Regions from separate parts of the Mus musculus genome. Here region 2 is linked to region 1. Evidence: chromatin loops called from intact Hi-C (ENCODE). Cell type or tissue: gastrocnemius. All regions are shown on one strand.

Region 1 (2,500 bases):
AAGATCCCAGTCAATGAGAAACCATATCTCAAAAGGTGTATGTTCCTAACCAACAACATCAACAGATGGTCTTTTGGCTTCCTTCCACATGCACATACCTGCACATATGAGTACACCACATTCTCTCTCTCTCTCTCTCTCTCACCATACCCTCCACCCTCTACCTCCCTATACCACAATCTCTCCCACATACCCCATACCCCCACATACACACCATATCCTCCCCACACACCATACCCTCCACATACACCTCATAACCCCCATAGCCTCCCCCCCCCATCTCATATCCTCCCTCACAGAAGCAGCATGAAATAATGCTTTGCTAATAATTGCCTTTCCAGCCCCATAACCAATTCCGTTTTTGCTGATACCTGAGAACACCATCTACCTCCTCTTTCTATCGACATGGTGAGAGTCGCTTTCATGTAAGACAAATTTGCAACTCCTGTTCACTGTATTTATTCTGAAGTTGAGGGCTGCAGGGCTGAGCCTTGCAGGCTAGGGTACCTTGCAGGCTAGGGATTGTCAGATTGGCATTCACAGGGAGTCACCTGTAGATCAAACAGTAATTGACTTTAAATGTTACAAATTTGAAACTGAACTTGAAGGTGCACAGAGCCAGTTATGATTTAGCCAAACATGGTCTGCACTACAGGCAAGACCTGTGGAGTTTTGACCTTCAGCCTGTGGCCTACACAGCCTGTCCCCTTTTTTCAGATCCCAAAGTCCAGAGGAAAAGAGAGCATTAAAGCAGAAATGGCTCCCATGTGCACAGAATGTAAGCTTCTCCCATAGACGAGAAGGCCATTGCCAGTGCGGAGGTGACTTTTGAAGGGCACCCAGATCATCAGGGGTGTCCCCAGCACCCAAGGGCCTCTAGTACCAGGAGTGGCCCTCAGAGCTGTGTGGATCAACTTTACCACCCAGTCTGTCTCTGCCTGGTTGACCTTTCTTCCTTACACACACGTCTAGATTCATCACCCAGGGAATGACTTCGTAGTCTCTTTGGAAACTGCATTCCCTTTCCCACCCCACTGCCTGGCCCAGTCCAAGACTTACAGAACGTGTTCAACAAATTTCTAGAACTGAAAATAATTAAGGCAACCAAGCATCTTGGATTTCTGCATCCCAGTAAGACCGAACACCCATCAGTGTTGACACAATGCCAGTTTCTAGTCTGCTTTCGACCTTAGATTAAGTGCAAACATAAACCATCCATCAGAACGAAAGCTTTCTGTATCCTTCCCTCCCTCCCGTCTTCCTTCCTTCCTTACCTACCTCCTTCCCTTTTCCTTCCTTCCTTCCTTCCCTTTCCCTTCCTTCCTCCTGTCCCTCCTTCCTCCCGTCCCTTCTTCCCTCCTTTCCTTCCCTTCTCCCTTCCTTCCCTTCTTTCTTTTTTCCCTCCTCCCTTCCTTCCCTCCTTCCTTTCTTTTACCCTTCCTTCATTCCTGAAGGCCCAGGCCAGCATTTCCATTCAGTACTTCCAGGGACATCTGCATCTCCCCTGCCTCCACCCTAGTTCTTACCACCTTGCTTCTCTCTTGGACTAGGACACACCCCATCTTTGCCTTCCGGTCCCCCCAAATTCTACCTTGAAGTCAGTTTTCCACTTAGCACTATGCCAAAGGACCAGTCACTCCCTGCCTGACTTACAGCTTCTCATCCAGCCACCTCGGCCACCTCCTGTCATTCCTTCTTCTTAGCCCTTCACCTCCTTGGTGGCCTTTCAATCTTAGGAGCATCTTTGTCCACCATGGCTTTGGACGATGCCATCCACTGACCTGTGCTCTTCATGTGGTCTTTGCTTCCCAGCTCCCTGCTCCCACTCACACATGACCAGCCCAAAGGGGCTTTCCTTGGGATTGCAGGAAAGCAGCTTCCCCATTCTCCATGGCTCCAATCATTCTAGTCCGTCAGTCTTTCTCCCCTCGTAGTACCATGAAGGCCTTGAAAAAGACACTGTATATGGACAGAGGCTCTATCTTTCTCCTTTGTGCTGATGTCTCTTTTGCTTAGAGTCACATAGTGAATGTCCCAGAATCGCCTTTGGTTTTCTTGATGTGGAAGAATGGCAAACCAGAGGGAGGGGGCAAAGCAGGGTGTCTTTTCCCCCCATGACGATGTAGAACAGACAGACAAACAGAAGCACACAGAACCAGCTCTGTCAGAAGTTTGGAAACAGTTCAATGTTTTACATTAATTATGTGAATGACAAATGATAGCAAGCATGCTCACCTGTCTTCAAAACAGTAGGAAATCTGGGGGCACCCCCCACTGAGCTGAGCCCCACCCCCCACCCCTCACCCCAACCCCAGCATGCTGGCAGTCTTGGTTTTGAAGGAGCAGCAGCCTGAGCCCCACTTTGGGACTCTGCTTCTTTGAATGAAGGGGAGCAAACCAGCATGCAGTTCTGTTCTAACTTATCTGGAGGAACTTGAAGGATGGGTCTTTCATTCTGGTGGACAGAAACATGGGCATCTCTCGAGAAGCGAAGCTGGAG
Region 2 (2,500 bases), 120 kb after region 1:
ACCTTGCTGTTTTCCTTTGAGATATAATGGCCAGATATTTACAGCCTTTCCATAAAATGGACCCTCCAAAGCCGAAGCTCAGGCACAAAGGTTAAACCTATGAGAAGTAGTTTGGGAGGGAGTATTGTCCCTAAAAAGAGTTCGGCAAAAGGGAATTGTTAGCCAAACTGTTTCCACTAAAACAGTGAAGCTTCTCACTTCCTTACCCAACCTGCTCAGTGGGGCCACCCACAGCCAAGCATTTTATTTGTTTTATTTATTTATACTCATGCAAGTTTATTATATAAGAAACACTTTTTTTTCCAACATAACATTTTTAATGATTCCCTGGGAATTTCACATCATGCAACCAGATCACACTCACTTCCCAGTCCTTCCATGTCCCCTCACCACACTCTTATGACCCCACAAAAAAGTAAAAATAAAAAACCAGAAAAATAAAAATAAACAAGTCCAATCTGTGTTATCTATATACTCACTGGAGCATGCGCAAACTCTCAGCAGACTGCCCTGTAAATAGGACCAAGTCCTCCTCTTGCCATCAACTGTGAAGAGCTACACTTCAGCATCTCTATCACTTCTGAAGAGTTCTTTTCCATGGCTTCTACTGATGCTTTGATGGAGGGGGGAGGAATAGGATAGGGGTTGTCACAGATGCCTTCCCTGTCCCTTCCTCTCAATTATGTGTCTGCAGTCATCTAGATTACTGCAAAAGTAGCCTTCTTGCTCAACACAGTCAGCAGGAGGATGAATTATGGGCCCAGGTGCAATAGGACCACACTCAGACAAGGCATTTGGAGACAGCCCAGACCACAGACATCAACACAGCCTCAGGTGGCAGTGCAGAACACTCAGATCAGTATGGTCCCCAATAGCAGGACAGCCCACACACGACATGGCTTCAGGTGGCAGCACAGACCACAGACATTGGCATGACCTTTGGTGGTAACATAGGTTGCAGACATCAGCAAAGACCCCAACAGCCATGCATTTAAATGAGTGTTTTCATTCTGGTCCTGAACGTACTGAGTCCATTTTTTACATCTGACTGCTGAGTCAGGACTGAGCCACTGCCCTTTCTCTCTGGGCCTGGCCCCACACATCCTTCAGCATTTCAGGACTCACTGAGCAACAGTCCTTCACTCCCAGTGAGGGAGTGGCAGTGAGGATGCGATGCGGCAGTGCTAACCGAGGAGCAGTGAGGATGTGGCAGTGCTGAGGAGCACTCTGAGCAGCCAGTGCAGCTTTCCAACAAGAACAACACTCAACACTCTGATGAAGAACATGTGGAAGAATGTCCTTATGGACATGGTCTTTAGGTAATCCTGGATACCAAGAGTTGTTTGCCTAGCCTAGTGGGATTCATTGTTAACATTTACCTTCATTATTCATCTGAGCAAGAAAGACAATTGTTAACTGAAGAATACGCCATTTAGAACAAATCAAAAGTCTTTGACAATTCTCTGAGCTCGAAGGGCACAGTTTTTTACAGATATGATGAATGTTTAAGAGGAACGAAGTGGGGCCACCTTCAATACTCAAGAGATGCTGAGATGAACAAAAGCGGCAGATTATAGACTTCAGGACACAGTGCCAGCACTAAGCCAACTAAGGACCAAGAAACACAGCAGCCTATGGCCATTTGGTTAGAAAAAGGATTTCTTAGCTGTCCCTAAGTAGTAAATCACTACAGTGCAGTAAAATACAGCCATGGACCACATTACTGACTTCAGACAAAAATAGACCACATATGCAATTGTGGGCTCACAAGATGTTATCACCTAGTGACATGCTCACCCTGGTTTAGTGATTAGCACTCTCTTTTGTCTGCACAACAAAGTCACCTGCCAGAACAGGACCAGCACTAAGCACTGCAAACGTATAACAGGTGATTTGTCATCAAGAGGCTCAGCTGTGAGCAAAATGGTGGGACAGAGTCCACTACACTTTCTTGCACTATTGAACAGCTAGCTCCTGAACACCCTGTGTGCAAGGCACTAGACACTAGTCAAGTGAAAGGTGATGGTCAACTAGGTTCCATCTACAGAATATTCTACAAGTCACTCTACCACATACTTCACACACTGGTAATGGAGTTTCACCGTGTAAGGCCAAGAACTCTGAAGAACAGAGCAGGGGCACCTAGTCTACAGGGAGGAAGAGGAGGTATGTGTCCTGGAGACAGATGGAAGGGCTGACTCAAGAGCTCCAGGGTGAGAGACTGGGCCAGCCTCTCCCCACGCAGAAATGAAGTCTCTCAGAAGGTAAATATTGACGAAACTACACCTCTGTCTTTATAAAGTCACGGGATACACAACAGTACTTCTCTCCTGACACCCATGTTTACTATTCCTTCACATTTGTGGTTTAAGAAAGACATTTGTCAACTTTCTACTTTACAGTAGAGCTTTCAAAAGAGTTTACAGAAAGGTTTCCAAAATAACAATTGGAAAAAAAAAAAAAAACTTTTTTTAGCACTTAACAACCTTGGTGCATTCTT

What was found. A loop is a pair of places that touch in the nucleus more often than their neighbours do. Peaks named below come from ENCODE experiments on the same cell type or tissue, not always from the same donor. Only the 100,000 strongest peaks of a DNase experiment are listed, where the experiment ranks them.
Region 2: a loop joins it to region 1, with 2.2 times the contacts of the local background. A loop is called at or near these places in 2 of 42 quality-filtered maps.

Annotation. Positions count from the first base shown.
Region 1 is chr11:63,934,001-63,936,500 of GRCm38, forward strand. No RefSeq gene overlaps it. Among named protein-coding and RNA genes, the nearest start is that of Hs3st3b1, 13 kb to the left of the region's middle. In gastrocnemius, no CTCF peak of the experiment used is centred here; no DNase peak of the experiment used is centred here.
Region 2 is chr11:64,053,847-64,056,346 of GRCm38, forward strand. The region is part of intron 3 of Cox10 (heme A:farnesyltransferase cytochrome c oxidase assembly factor 10); the gene reads right to left. Among named protein-coding and RNA genes, the nearest start is that of Gm51866, 22 kb to the left of the region's middle. In gastrocnemius, no CTCF peak of the experiment used is centred here; no DNase peak of the experiment used is centred here.